2 separate regions of the Homo sapiens genome follow, and region 2 is linked to region 1. The links are chromatin loops, found by intact Hi-C in ENCODE. Cell type or tissue: Caco-2. All regions are shown on one strand.

Evidence for each region. A loop is a pair of places that touch in the nucleus more often than their neighbours do. Peaks named below come from ENCODE experiments on the same cell type or tissue, not always from the same donor. Only the 100,000 strongest peaks of a DNase experiment are listed, where the experiment ranks them.
Region 2: a loop joins it to region 1, with 3 times the contacts of the local background. A loop is called at or near these places in 4 of 110 quality-filtered maps.

What each region holds. Positions count from the first base shown.
Region 1 is chr4:9,688,465-9,696,464 of GRCh38, forward strand. It overlaps LOC124900660 (a long non-coding RNA gene), which reads left to right. Exons shown (of 5, transcript XR_007058019.1): 5 at 1,826-2,090. It also overlaps the pseudogene FAM86MP. Among named protein-coding and RNA genes, the nearest start is that of DRD5, 89 kb to the right of the region's middle. RefSeq lists silencers at 3,077-3,156, 3,217-3,266, 3,277-3,426 and enhancers at 3,734-4,244, 4,245-4,754. In Caco-2, no CTCF peak of the experiment used is centred here; DNase peaks (open chromatin) are centred at 3,077, 3,407 and 7,721; H3K4me3 peaks cover 979 bases.
Region 2 is chr4:9,894,274-9,902,273 of GRCh38, forward strand. The region is part of intron 8 of SLC2A9 (solute carrier family 2 member 9); the gene reads right to left. Among named protein-coding and RNA genes, the nearest start is that of SLC2A9-AS1, 90 kb to the right of the region's middle. In Caco-2, a CTCF peak has its summit at 4,586; a DNase peak (open chromatin) is centred at 4,558.

The DNA of each region.
Region 1 (8,000 bases):
CTAGGCTCAAGGGATCCCCTGACCTCAGCCTTCCAAGTGGCTGAGACTACAGGTGCACACCACCATGCCCAACTAATTTTTTTTTTTTTTTTTTGGTACAGATTAGGTCTCACTCTGTTGACCAGGCTGGTCTCCTGACCTCAAGCGATCCTCTTGCCTTGGCCTCCAAAAGCACTGGGATTACAGGCGTTATCCCATGCCTGACCCTCTTTCTACACCTCAATCATTGTATCATTAGCCTGAGCTGCCCATATTCCTTATTCTGCCCATCCCTGACCAATCTCCTCCTTTAACATAACTTCCATCTCGATATCATGGGGCCTGCTGGGCACTGCAAACAGCCTAAGGAAAGTGGAAACTTTACTTAACCTTAAATCCTATTACAAAGTCCACATTGAACATAATTTATATTTGAACTATAAAAATTTTCTGTAAGTTGAAACAGGACCTATAAAGGTCTCTACACCCTGAAGCAACGTTTTAGAAAGAAATCAGTTGGTCCTTTTCTGCAGAAACAATTAACCATAGGAGAGATAAAGGAAAAACTTCAGTGTACTGATTGAACTTCCATGCCCATAGCTTAATTTCTAAAAGGCAATCATTCCATACTGTTAAACTGCCTTAGGTTGCTATTACTGTTATTAAAGAGACCCTCAAAGCCAGAAGTTGAATCTTGATTGTAGTTCTTGCACATAGACACACACTTGCAACTGAAACCACTCAGATTGTTCTAATGCTTCTTCCCATAGCAACACCACCTGGAATTTTACGTTTGGTTTTAAGCATCAGTCATAATCTTCACTTGCACCCGAACACACCGCACCTGTGAGAGCCACGTGACATTAAAAAAATCCTTTCAGTGAGGCCGGGCATGGTGGCTAACGCCTGTAATCCCAGCCCTTTGGGAGGCCAAGGCAGATGGATCATGAGGTCAAGAAATTGAGACAATCCTGGCCAACATGGTGAAAACCTGTCTCTACTAAAAATACAAAAATTAACTGGGCGTGGTGACGCGTGCCTGTAGTTCCAGCTACTCAGGAGGCTGAGGCAAGAGAATCGCTGGAGCCCGGGAGGCAGAGGTTGCCGTGAGCTGAGATCGTGCCGCTGCACTCCAGCCTGGCAACAGAGGGAGACTGTCTGAAACAAAAAAATCCCTTCAGTGCCTTGATCCTTCCAGATTCAGGTCCAAGATAGATGACATTTGTCCCTCATCAGAGCCCGCACACCAAGATAAAGATTTCTTCTGGCCGGGCGCGGTGGCTCACGTCTGTAATCCCAGCACTTTGGGAGGCAGAGGCGGGCAGATCACCTGAAGTCAGGAATTTGAGACCAGCCTGGCCAACATGTTAAAACACTGTCTCTACTAAAAATACAAAAATGGCCCGGCATGGTGGCTCACGCCTGTAATCCCAGCTACTCGGGAGGCTGAGGCAGGAGAATCACTTGAACCCAGGAGGTGGAGGTTGCAGTGAGCCGAGATCGTGCCATTGCACTCCAGCCTGGGCAACAAGAGAGCGAAACTCCGTCTCACAAAAAAAAAAAAAAAAAAGGTTTCTTCTGTGTGCATGGCTCAGCTCTGTGGTCCGCTAGCGTCCTTCCTCAATCCGCTTCCAATCTATGGAATCAGGAAAGACTGAACCAACCTAGATTTATTAATATTTTAGTATAACATAATACAGTGTTACTTACTATGGCATTGACCGTATATACCCTTTTGCTCCTTGGAAGAAAGGCAATTAATAGCTATTATGTGAGTTAGTAAAATAAGCCCAGGATTTATGAGTGTAACTAACCTGTTCCCATTGGTTTTCCTTGTCTCCTACAGGCAGAGAGCTGATCAAAACAGCAAAAGCAAAGCAGTGCCCCTGGCCCAGTTCTGAAGCCAACCTTCCTTAACCACGCAGACCCATCCCTGGTTAGGACTTGCTGTGGATTCTCAGGTGACTCCATCTCAGGATACAGGGACTGAGAGGGTATATGCAATATCTCAGACCCAGAAACCGTTGATTCTGTCTAAAAGCACAGCAATAACCACATCCCACCCTCTTGATTTAAATGAAAGTGTTTGGGAGAATAAAAGATGAACCTTTTTTTTCTTTGTCAGATCTTGCGCTCATTTGGTTCTGGTGGGGAACAACAGCTATGAGAGAACAAGTGTATTCAATTAGAATTAATTCCCCTCTCTTATTCTCATAGCTGAGCAGGGCTCAAGTGCCTCTCATCTGAAAGAGGTAATAAGATTTAATCTGTCTCCTCATCTACCTTCTGCAAGTATACTCAACAAATTAGCTCTCTGGACTCTTCCAAATGGAGTTTTATGAGGCATTTGCTAAGGTAAACGTTTTAGACTTTGAACACAGTTCAGATTTCAGGGGCAGTACTGAAATATGAACTGTGTTGCTAACTGCCCTGCCTTTCAACTCAAGACACAATAACTTTGAACTAAAATAATTATATTTTTGTTGTTTTCCACTCTGTCCCCAAGTCTATATCACCACCACCGCTAATCCCACCCCGCAGGAGCTAACTCCTCCTTCCTGTCCCTGCAAGATCAAAACTCCTCCTGGAAGCCCCGCTAGCTCTGTCTGCTCACCTTCATGGCAGATATCGCTATTGTACTTTTATATTCATTTGTATCATAAGTACTTCAATGTCCACTTCTTCCACGAGCCCCTGAGACCCTGGAGGGTCTGGACCACACCTAGTTTTTCTCACTGTTACATCTGCCTTGCCAGGCGCATGGTAGGCGCTTAGTAAGTATTTGGTGAACGAATGGCTTGTTTGGTGACAGTCCAAAGGCTGGAGGACAGAGGGAAAGCTCCCTCCTGTCGGGCCCCAGACGGGTGGCGCTGATGGAGAGGCGGCTGGGATAAGGCCTCCAGGACCGAAGCGCGCACCCATAAGGCCCCTGCCAAAAAGACCTTCCTGAAGGCGGAGGAACTGCGAGAGTGTCTACTTTGGCCCAAGGCCTGACTCGACGATCCCAGGGACCCTTGCCCTAACCGGCCCCGCCTCCCGGGCCCCAAACCCGTACTCGGCCCCGCCCAAAGCTCCGGCTCCTAGGGCCCGCCCCTGGCCCCGCCTCGGCCGACCATGGCCTTGCTCCTGGGCCTGCCTCAAACCCTCCGCAGGTAACGCCTCCCGAACGTGAGCCACACTCCGATTCCCTCCTCAAACCCCTCCCCGTTTCCCACACCCTGGACCCCTCGCTCCGTCTCGGCCCCGCCCCAAGCCCAGCTCCGTCTCGGCCCCTGAGCCCAGCCCCGACCCACCTCCCAGTCCCTGGGTTCCTCCCGACACCGGCGCCTCCCTAAGCTCCGCCTCCCAGGGCCCGAGCAGCGCCTGGCCATACCCCCATGGCCCGCCTCCTGAGCGTAGCCCGCAGCCCAGACTCGGACCCGCCTCCCGGACCCTGGGCCCCTCCCCACGTCGGCCCTCCCTAAGCTCTGCCTCCCAGAGTCCGAGCACCGCCTGGTCATGTGCTACGACATAGTCAACGCCCCGCCCCGGCCCCGCCTCCTGAGCCCTTCTCTGTGCTATTGTTTTCTTCTTAATAAAATGGGGGATATAATGATAGCTACCTCTTAGGGTTGTTGTCAGAGTTGAGTACAAAAGCCTGTGGATCAGTGCCTGGCTCATGGTAAATGCATGTCGGTGTTAGCTACTGTTTTTATTCGGTCTGAAAATGTTTAATAAATGCCTTTCGTGAGCCCGGCACCATGGATCAGCAGTACCCATGACAGATGAGGCTCTGCTTGCATGGGAGAGCCAGAGAACAAACAAATAAATGAATAAACAAGAAAAGACCAGATGAGAGTAGCTTTAAAGCCAATAAAACAGGGAAATGGTGAATGGAGTAACTGGGGAGAAGAGTCACCAAAGTCGGGGAATCAGGGAAGCCTTCCCCAAAGAGGTGGCATTTGAACTGGGGCCTGAGTGGTGAAGCAGCTAGCCATGGGAAGGGCTTGGGGAACAGGATATGCAAAGTCCCTGTGGTGGAAACAAGCCAGCTGTGGTTGAGGAACAACAGCAAGGCAGCCAGTGTGGCTGGAGTGGAGTGAGCAGGGTGGGCAAGAGGTGAGGGAGAACAGGCCAGAGAGAGGGATTAGGACCAGGTCTTGTAGGGCCTTTTACGGCATGGAAGGAGCTCTGAAGCAATGAAGTGCCTTGCCCCGTGTCACATACCAGCCGAGACAGTCTGCCTAACTCGGGAGCCAAAGCTCGCTGCTGGGCTTGAGGCCCCTGTAAGAGGACAATGTAACCCAGGCTGGTATGGGCACATTCTGCATTTCCACTTAAACTCAGATGGCAAGCCCATCAAACCTTGGTGCCATGGCTGCCCTGGTAATTCCTGGCTGACCAGTGCAACCAGGGAGCTGGCCCATGACCTGGGTGGCAGCTAAGTAGCCAAGACTAATGTGGCCAAGAGTCAGTCTTCTAGCCTTCTTCCTGTGACTCATCCAGGTGCACCTGCAACATTTGAAGGTCAGGCTTTCAGCTGCTGTGGCTTCCACTTCCAACTGGCTCCACGTCCCCAAGGAGAGATCACATAGCGCTTTGCCAACACATTCTATTGCACGTTTAATGTTCCTGTGAATGCACCCTTGAGATTTCTCTCTCTTCCCTCCACATAGAGCTTAGAAGCAAAGTTAAGAGACTCATCAGATTCTGAGCTTCTGTGGGATATTTTGCAGAAGGTAAGAGTCCCAGAGTCCCTGGGACTCATGACCCTGCCTCCTGAATCTCTCCGGAAGACCTGAGAGAAGAACCACAGATGTGCTTGTACCCTTTAAAAACACCCCTGTTCAAAGAACAAAAACATTGAGTCAGCACTGCAGGTGGGTGTCAGCACCTCCGATAGCTCCAGCACTTTTGTTTTCTATCTAAGACTTAGACAAAGACATCAGTATATACAAAAATCTGCATAAGAGGGGGGAATCTAGGGAATGTTTTTTAAACCATCCACAGCAGAAACAGAGATGACAGGTGCAAAACAGCTTCTAGCATTTGGTAGATGCTCAGAGAGTTTCTTTTTTCATTTATGAGGCCTGTCCTGTCCACTCCTGTCTATTCTAGACCTAAATGGGCCCTTGCTTTGCCCAGGGTGGGGTTTGCACTCAAGTGCATCTGCATGAAGGTGAGAGGCAGGATCACCACCCGGCCCAGCCACAGCCTGACCTTGGCCTTGAGGGCCAAGTGCAGATCACCCTGCATCCTGGGTCTTCACCTTCAAAGGGCCATGAGCCCTTCAGAAAAGACAAAGCAACAGACTCCCTCCCAGAAAGAAGTGCACCAGAAGAATACGTTTTCCATACAAACTCAGGGGAGGCAGACATCCTCCACCCCCACCCACCCAGCCCATCCTAGGAGCCCCAGTGAAGAATTCCTGTGCTAGAGGTGAACCAAGATTATCCACGTGGAAAAGATGCAGCCACAGCAGGGAAGACTTTCAGGGCAATACAGTAGGACAGGGCTTCAAGCAGGGAGATACCTGAAGTTATCTTGCACCCTACTCTGAGTTTCACCCTGAGCCTCACTCTCGTAGGTGGTGAAGCATGAAATGTAGGGAGAGCTGCTTTAAAATCCAGCAAAAGGCTGGATGCACTGGCTCACACCTGTAATCTCAGGACTTTGGGAAGCTGAGGTGGACGGAACACCTAAGGTCAGGAGTTCAAGACCGGCCTAGCCAACATAGCAAAAACCCATCTCTACTAAAAATACAAAAAATAGCTGGGCGTGGTGGTGCACGCCTATAGTCCCAGTTACTCGGGAGGCTGAGGCAGGAGAATTGCTTGAACCTGGGAGGTGGAGGCTGCAGTGAGCCAAGATCGGGCCACTGCACTCCAGCCTGGGCAACAGAGCGAGACTCTGTGTCAGAATAAATGAAAAACCAGCACCAGCCTGAAGAGCCTGTATATTGCGTGGGGTACTTTGCTGCCCTTGGGCAGAATCTGCATCCCTCCCAGCCAGCAGGCACTGCGGACCGTCTCCTCCCTCTCCCTCCAGGCTCTTGTTTTCCCACCGTCCCCCCTCCTGCTGCACAATTCCCTCTGCCCTCATTTCCAAGTGCCAGGCTGTGGCCACCTCAGAGCTTGCACCGGCTGTTCCCACTGCCTGGAACTTGCTCGTCCTGCACTTGGCTTCTCTTGGCTTTAGTTGGAGTGTCACCTCCCCTCCATCCTGTCCCCAGGGACACATGCTCCAAGAGAGCAGTTGCCGAGTGGGCCTTCCTGCCTCTTCCATAGAGCCAGACAGTTGGCGACTGTCCTTACTGCAAACCCTGGTTCACACTGGCTCCCCTGGGAGGGAGGTGGTTTGGGCCCACATGCCCTGTGTTCCTGCTCAGAATGGGCATTAGAAATGCTGCCATAGCCTGTGCCACTGCAGTGGAAGCATTTTTAGGAAACGGCTTATATCTTAAGACAAACTGCAGATGCGTGGGGCCAGAACGCTGTGTCCATCTTCATCTTTGCTGAGGGATTGGGTAGCCTGGAGTTTGCCCTCTGCTGTGTTGGCTTGAAGCTCATAGGAGACTTAAGATGGGCTCTCGAGCAACCAACGTTCTGTCCTTTGCTGTAGACTGTGAAGTATCCTGTGTGTGTGAAGCACCCGCCGTCAGTCAAGTATGCCTGGTGCTTTCTCTCAGAACTCATCAAAAAGGTCAGTTATGGGCAGTGTCCACCCAGTAGCCGGACAGCATAGCCACCTGCATGCTGCACACCCTGTCCTTCCCAGGCCCTGGGCCTGCTTTGCAAACCCCAGCATGGCAGGGGCCTCCCCAGGCAACTGGCTGCAGCTGTGTGTGACCCATGGGAAACAGTGCAGGGCGGGAAGAAGGGGAGGCCAGCGTCTCTCCCTCACTCTGCCTCCTGGGGTTTCCGCAGCAGCTGCTTCTCTGGGGCCCCAGTTTCTAGCATATGGATTCTCATTCCTACCAGGCTGGCCCAGCCCACAGCACTGGAACCCTCACCCACACCCTCTGTCCTGCCCGCCAAAGGGTTTGGAGTTTCCTGCTCTTTTCCGTCTCTCGGTTGCCCCACGGGCCCCTGTTGGAAGTTTTTCCTCTTGCCATACCTTTGGAACTAGTTCCTCTGGTGAATTCTCCGCATTGATCCTGCTGGAATGAGCTCTTTCCTGACTGATATAGGATGGATTTTATTTTTTACTTATTTATTTATTTTTTTGAGACACAGTCTCACTGTGTTGCCCAGGCTGGATTATCGTGGCACAATCTCGGCTCACTGAAACCTCTGCCTCCTTGGTTCAAGCGATTCTCGTGCCTAGCCTCCTAAGAAGCTGAAACTACAGGCAAACGCCACCATGCCTGGCTAGTTTTTGTATTTTTAGTAGAGACAGAGTTTCACCATGTTGGCCAGGCTGGTCTCGAACTCCTGACCTCAGGTGATCCGCCTGCCTCGGCCTCCCAAAGTGCTGGGATTACAGGCATGAGCCACCGCACCTGGCCTAGGATGGATTTTAAAGATGGGCCCGAACATGCAGGGTTTGACGTGAGGATGTCGAGAGGCCATTCCTTAGTAGGCAGTAGCAGACCTGCTGAGTGAAAGGGCCACACTTTTAGCAAATAAACAATCCCCTGCTTCTCCAATACCTGCTTTCTCCCTAGTCCTCCCCAAAAGGGTGCATCTGTGGTCACCAGCAGGTCTGCCCTGTGCCACCAAGAGAGGGCAGCAGTCACCCAGTGTACCCTGCTGCTGCCCTGTGAATCTTAGGACGGGGCCAGCTGTGGAGAAGCAGCCTGCTGACAGCCACAGCCTGCAGCATGGGCCGCCCTCGCAGTTCTGCCTGGGCTCACTTAAAAGCACCTTTTGTTTTCCTCCTCTCTGTCATGGTTATGTGGCAGCTCTCACGGAATCCTTGTCTCCTGCACTAGACTACACCTAACCCTACCCTCTCAACACCTCTTGTTGAAGGCCCTCCCATCCAGGTTTCCCTATCAAGTGAATTATTTTTTTAGAGACAAGATCTCTGTTGCCCAGGCT
Region 2 (8,000 bases), 210 kb after region 1:
GGTACAGAAAAATTCTCAGGGTACAATCTTAGGCGAAAAGAGTAGGACATAAATCTGTATATACTAAAACATGTAGTTATATAATATCAATTACAATTATGTTAAGCTAATACACCCTGGAAAAATATATGCAGAAATAGTTTATAATGGCTAACTCTGGTTGGGGGAATATGTGATTATTATTTTATTTGTCTGTCAGTTTTCCTGATTTTCTCCGGAGAGTTTTGACTTAAAAACACCAAAAAGTAGATTTAGTTGAAGTGTTGGATGCAAATCTCTGTCCCCTGTATTATGTCTTTATTCTTTCCAAATCACCAAATATTTCCAATACCCATACTGGCAATTTTTCATAACTGTGTAAAATATGGTTTTGGTACAATCTAAAGATGTCACAGCTTTTCTTGTGGCTAACAGGACAGAGCCAAAAGTTAAGCTGTTGCTGAAAATGAAGGTTGTTCATAACTGGAATATGCAGGAACTCTGTCTCCTAAGCTTCTTAGGGGAGTTGGATTAGAGTATCCAGTGACCTGGTGCTGAAATGACAACAGAATGTGCCATGGAAGAGCATCACAGTTGCTGGGAGATATTATTACACTGCAATCAGCATGTGTTACATTGTCATAGGGAGATCAGCACATGTTACATTGTTATAATGAGATTAATATGTGTTATATTGTTACACTAAGCTTATCATGTGTTACATTGTTTTACGGAAATTAACATATATGTTTACTGATTTCAGTATTTTGAAGTTTTTAAAAAAGAGTTTCAAGTGCACCACCCACAATTTCAGAGTCAGAAAGTGTGCTTACAAAAGTCAGTTGAGAACCATTATCTTACACCATGATGCTGACGTTCAAATACTTTGGAAAGGGTGGGGTGAGGGACATGTGGCTTTTTGTTTCGTTTCCCTAAAGTCTCTTGATGAACCAGTAACTTGAGCCAATGAAAGGCTGAACACATTCTCCCTGATTCAGAAATGATCTTTAAAGATGGTCTAGGAAGACACCAGGGAAACAGCTTTGAAAGAGAAAGAAGGGATAAAAACAACCCTCCCATCTGACAATCAGTCTCCCGGCTCTGTTCTTCTTCCCTCCCTCCTTTAAGTCCAGTTAAAGTGCAGCCTGTTGGAAGGGATTAGAGCGAACGTGGTATTTCCACTTGACATTAAAATCATGAGTGAAGACATTAACTCAGACGAACAGCAGACTGAAGGCTACTGATGTCAGCTAGGGATGACTGTCAAAATCCTAATGCTCCCAGGAAACCCCTCTGGGGACTCTGGAGCCATGGGGTCACCCATCCACTCAGCAGCCATTCACCCAGCACCCAGTGCCCTTCCCCACAGGGCTGGGACCTCTGGTGAAATAATAATGGGAACCTTTTGTTCTGGTTAGGATTTTAAGAAGCAGCTTTATAAAGGTGTAGTTTTCATTCAGTCTAATGTACCCATTTGAATTGCACAGTCTTGTATGTTTTGACAAATGTATATACCTTATAACCACAACTACAATTAGGATATTGAACATTTCCATCACTTCCCAGAATTATCTTGTGTCTCTTCCCCCAACTCCAGGCAACCTCCGATCTGCTTTCCAGCACAAGGATTCGATTTATCATTTCATATTGCTTATTGCAGTGTTTTTGAGATTCATCCTTCTTGTAGTACATATCAACAGTTCTTTTGTATTGCTGATCAGTATTCCATTGCATGGATATACCAAAATTTGTTTCTCCATTCACCTGTTGACCCAATAGCTGTTTCCAATTTTCAGCTCTGAGAAATAAAACCATTATGATTATTGAGTCTTCATGTAGACTTGTGCATTGATTTCTCTTGGGTAAATATGTATAAGTGGAATGACTGAGTTGGATGGGTAAAACCTTTATAAGAAACTGCTAAAATGTTATCTGAAGGGGTTGTGCCATTTTATGTTCCCACCAGCAGTGGATGAGCCTTCCTGTTACTCCACATCCTTGGCAACACGTGGTATTATATCAACCATTTAAATTTTTGTCACCATTTTGGTGAACAATGGTATCTCACTGTTGGTTTTAGTTTTAATTTCCCTGGTGACAGTAACAATGTTGAAGATCTTTTCATGTGATTTTTGATGTTTTGGAACTCTTCTTTGGTAAAGCATGTGTTCATATATTTTGCTCATTTTCAAGTGGGCAGTTGGTCTTATTTTTGAGTTTTAAGAGTTCTTTATGTATTCTGAATTCACGTCCCCTCTCAAATGTGTTTTATAGGTATGTTCTCCATGTCTGTGACTTACCTTTTTATCTCCTTAACAATACCTTTTAAATAGTCACAGTTTTTAATTTTGATGAAATCCAATGTATCATTTGAAAAATGGTTTGTGATTCTGTATCTTTCCTATCCTAATGTTGCAAAACTTTCTCCTTTGCTTCTAGAAGTTTTAGAGTTTAGCTTTTATGTCTAGATACGTGGTCCATTTTGAGTTAATTTTTTGTATGGTATAATAAGGGTTGCCATTCACATTTTTCCATGTGGATATCTACTTTTTATGACACTACTTGTTGAAAAGACTATCCTTTCCTCATTGAATTACTTCAGCAACTTTTTGTTTTCTGGATTCCATTCTGTTCCATTGATCTGTGGGGCTGCCCTTATGCCAATCTCATGCTGTCTTTATTCCCATGTTTGAACATTGTTACAATCCTTGCTATGTACCAGGAATGGTTCCGGCTGCTTTATATATATTAATAACTTAACTCTGATTACATTTTCTTGGGGTAGGTGCTGTTATCATCCACTATTATATCCAGAACTTGAGGCTCAGAGAGGTTTAGCAACCTGGCTAAGGTTGCACAGTGAGTCAGAATTCAAGTCTAGGCACTCCGGCTCCAGAGTCTTGCTCTTAACCTTTGTGTTCTACTTCCTCTCCCCAGTGTTTCTGAGGCAAATACACATTCACATTTATCAAAAGAATATGCACATGCTCCCAAAGTTTTTCTCCCTTCATTTGTGTGAGCTGCCTGAGGTCACTGAGAGCCTCCAACAGCACTGGCACTGGGGCACAGAGAAGACAGAGCCAGGAGTCTCTGCCCTTGGGGAGCTTTATGGGCTGAATTGCATTCTCTCAAAAAAGGAAATATTGGAATCCTAATCTCCTATTCCCTAGAATGTGACCTTGTTTGGGAATGGGGTCTTTATTTTTAGGTGATTCAGTTAAAAAAATGTGACCTTGTTTGGGAATAGGGTCTTTATTTTTAGGTGATTCAGTTAAAATGACATCATTTGGATGGGCCTCAATCCATGATGACTGGTGTCCTTGAGCCAATGGAAAAGGGAAAGTGTGGACACGGAGACAGACACGCACACAGGCCTGTAATCCCAGCACTTTGGGAGGCCAAAATGGGTGGATTACTTGAGGTCAGGAGTTCGAGACCAGCCTGGCCAACATGATGAAACCCTGTCTCTACTAAAAAAAATACAAAAAGTAGCCAGGTGTGGTGGTGCATGCCTGTAATCGCAGCTACACGGGAGGCTGAGGCAGGAGGGAGGTTGAATCGCTGGAACTGGGATGCAAAGGTTGCAGTGAGCTGAGATTGTGCTACTGCATTCCAGCCTGGGTGACAGAGTGAGACATTCCACCTCAGAAAAACCAAAAACAAAAAAAGACATACACAGACAGAATGTCATCTGAAGATGAGGCAGGGGTTGGGATGATGCTTCTGCCAACTAAGAAACACCCAAGATCACCTGTAAGTTCCTGGAAGCTGGGAGAGAGGCACGGGACATTCTCCCTCACAGCCCTCAGGAGAAGTGAGCACTGCTGATGCTTTGCTCTCAGGCTTCTGGCCTTGAGAACTGTGATACAATAAATTCCTGTTGTTTAAGCCACGTAGTTTGTGGCACATTGTTTTGGCAGCCTGGGCAAACCAACACAAGGAGCTAACACCTGATGGAGGGCAGGGCTTGTAATGTTGCCTGCTAAATGATTGAATGTATGTAAAAAAAAGAAGGAAGGTAGTCTCCAAATATGTACAACTATTATATGACAATAAACAACATTTTAAAAAGGAAGAGCTGGAGGGCAAGAAAATATCGCCTAAAATTTAATTTATTTCAAATTTATCTCAATTAAAGCGTCCAAATTTGATGTAATGTGCTTTCATATTATTTCACATACATTACTTTATATACACTTTATTTATTGCTCATTGTCTATATTGTATTCAATGTGTATATCTCTCTATATAAACTGCATGCGGTACTCCGTGCATGGCAGGAGTTCCTGACTTTCTCAGGGACTACAGCGTCCTACATGAGTTCTTCCCTGTGCCAGGGTGAGCCTTTTGGTCGTAGAAGATGCCCCATTCTCTGTGTCCAACTCCAGGCCGGGGCCTTTTTAAATTCTTCTGATTTACATAATCCCCATCCTTGCCTGGCTTGATGCTTCTGGGTCTGTGGGCCGTGTGGACTGATTGTGCGCAGGGGCCCTAGAAGCCTACCAGGAGGAAGCCCTGTTGGTTGGGCTCTGCCTCCCTCAGGACGTCCTGTCTGACTGCTCCCTGCAGGGATCCCAGCCAAAGGCAAGAGCTCCCTCTTTAGTCAGCTGGTGTGATTTCCTCAACAGGCTTTACTAGAGCCGTACTCCGTTGAGCAACCATTAATGGTATTGAATGCATGACAACTACTATGGCCATTTCTTTAAACATGATGCATGACACACACTCTCTCTCTCCCTCCCTCCCCCTCTCTCTCTCTCTTTCTCTCTTTCAAATTTACATTTTAAAGCAACTCTATGAGGTTTCCCCTAATAACTCAGCCAAAGCGGTGCAGACAACTGAGACTCTTTCAGAGAGAAATGTAAATGCTGGGGCAAGATGTGGCCCAGATGAGGGCCACCCCGCAGGCATCCCAAACAGCTGTTTCCTAATCCTGACATGTTGGAATGGAGGAGTACCTGAGGAACCCTTGGCACATGAGCAATTGGTGACTTTCTAGTCAGAAGTTGGATTATTGTCAAAGTTTTAGCTGCAAAAGGATGGGAGAAAGGAGCAGAGAATGGTGTGATTATCACTGACGCAGCTCCCTCTGCAGAGAACAGAAGGCCAAGGTACATTACATGAAAAGCAATTTCACATTCCAGTATTACTTTTAGCTGCTGGTAATCCTGTTTTAAACATGCAAAGGCTAATCTTTACTTTCACAGATCTCTCTAAAAAGAAGCCAAGACCTTGGAAAGCTGTGGTTATTGCAAGTTAGTGAAATTTTAAAATTTATGTTCAGAGGACAGAGTGCCAGAAACAATTTTCTGCTTGGGACAGGCTCTCTCTAAGTTAAAAACGGAATATAATTCAATGAAACAAACTTTTTTGGGAATTTCTGCTTAAAAGATGAATGTGCATAAAAGGTATCGGTGTATCTGTTTGGGCCAAAGGTGTGAGAAATGAGAGTTGTGTTTTAAATAATGATCATCCCAGGGTGGCCCATGATCTCTAAGTATAACAAATTAAAATGTCTTGAGATATTTCAGCCAAAGTGCAAAACAGACATGGGTTTTCCTTCCATCCCATGCCAACTGGGATGGAAGGAAAGGCTGGCAGCAGACAGGCTTTTCCAAGTTCTCCAGTCCTGTGGACGTCTCCTCCACTTGGGTCACTTTACAAGCTTGGCTTGAGGCCGTAGCTTCTGCAGTTTCTAAGTGAAGCACTCCCCCTCATGCTCTTACTCTTCTCAAAAAAGGCAAAATGTGGTTCTCAACAGGTTTGTGAGGATACATTCATATTGTTCTTGGAAATTTGGGCAAGTAGAAAAAAAAATAGCTCTTCAAGGAGCAGAGAAAGAGACACTGGATGTCCAGATGACTTAGGAGTCAGGGCTTCCATAGCAGGAGCATCGAGTTGGCAGAGGGCAGTGGGCAGTGGGAACAGCCGCCACTTAGAACTGACACAAGGGGATGGTAAATGCTGTCTCCACCCTGCATCCCATGAGCCACATCCGCACTTTCCTTTGGTGAGTGAAGCTGGTGGGGCCGGACACAGGGGAGCCAAAGGATGTTATCAGAGGGATGGGGAGTAAATCAGGAAAATTTGGTGGGAAGTAAAGACTCAGGAGCACATCCCAAGAGTCAGAGGGTGAGCTGCAGGAACGGACTTGTGGGTATGTCCTTGGCCAAACTCAAAAATAGAGCTACTTACTTAAAAGATATTATTCAGAGCTTGGGGTGGGTGGGAGTGGAAACTGCAGGGGAATGTGCTTCCAGGGCAAAACCCCACCTTTTCTGCTTGGGGATGCTGGGGCACTGACTCTGTTTCTTCCCTTCCTCATCCCCACCCAGTCCTCACCCCATGAGGATAACCTGTCATAACCAGAAGTATTAGTTCATTCTCATGCTGCTATAAAGAACTGCCGAAGACTGGGTAGTTTACAAAGGAAAGAGGTTTAATTGACAAAGTTCCACAGGGCGGGGGAGGCCTCAGGAAACTTACAATCATGGTGGAAGGGGAAGCAAACTCATCCTTCTTCATGTGGTGGCAGGAAGGAGAATGAGTGTCCAGTGAAGGGGGAAGTCCCTTATAAAACCATCAGCTCTCATGAGAACTCACTCACTATCATGAGAACAGCATGAGGGTAACTGCTCCTATGATTCAATTACCTCCCACCGGTCCCTCCCATGACACATGGGGATTGTGGGAACTATAATTCAAGGTGAGATTTGGGTGGGGACACAGAGCCAAACCATATCAACGAGAGTCCACATTTCTCTGCCTGCTTCCTGCTCAGGCAATGGTAACACTAATGCTTTTGATCTAAGCTCTGAACATGAAAAGCCATTTAGCCTGAGTTTTAACTTCTCAGATCTGGGGATGCCACCCAGCTCAGACTGAGCTCAGGCCCCCAGGGGTTTGGGTTGGGAGCCAAGGGGAAAATCTAGCTTTGTTTCTGCTTGCTACAACCCTCATTTCTCCTAAGGTCCTGTAACATTTGTTAAATAAACTGGGGACTTGATCTAGTATTTTAGTGGAGGAAGGGTGTAGTTTCTTCTAGTCTGTGACCTATAGAAATGCCATAGAATCATTATTTATCAATGAAAAAGGAATGTCTGTCAAGGGAAATTAATTGAACTCAGTCCTTTCGAGGCCAGTTCTAGAGCACATGTCAGTGTGATGATTCACAGGGAAAACCGGCCTCTCTCCAAGCCTTGTGACAACGCTGTTTCTACCCTTGTCACCCTCTGCCATTATCTATTTTGTCTACAGCAGTCAGAGGGATTTAAAGCATGACCTGGCACTCTCCTTTTAACACCCCTGTCCACTAAAAGCCTTATAGACAGCAAAGAAAACAATCAACAGAGTGAAGAGAAAACCTACAAAATGGGAGAAAAGATTTGCAAACCATATTTGAATCCCCTCAAGCCCCATGCCCCCCCACCAGCCCCTTGGCCCCTCAAGCGGCAGCCACATCCTTGCCCCTGCCTTGGGCTGCTGCAGACATCCCTGTCACCTCTCAGATTCTTGCTGTCTGTCCTAGAGGGAGACCCATTGGCTCAAATCAACAAGCTCCCTGCCCTCTGACCTCTAGGCGGCTTCAGCAGAAATCAGAAATCAGAGGTCAGAAATCAGAAGGCAAAAGAAAGAGAATGAGGCCAGGGGTTGGTTTCTTGGTTCACTTTCTACAGAGACATTTTGCCTGGCTTTGTCCCTCTATCAAAGGTTGCAGCTCCTGATAGGTGGCGTACCCACCCTACATGCCCTCGGCTGCCCTGAATTAATCTGCCTTCGAGCTGCTCAGGTTCACTGTGTCCCTCTTTCCCAAAGGTTTTTCTTTCAGCAGCTTCTTTTGCCTGACATGCTCTTCCCAGACAGCTGGGCTCACCTGGAGCCTGACCACAATATTTAAAATGGCAACTGCCCCCGTCTCTCCATTCCCCTTTCTCTGCTCTACTGTTTTCTCATAACATCCTTCACCTTCTAAAACACTGTGTGGGGTACTCCCTTGTTACACTGTCTGTGACCCCATGAGG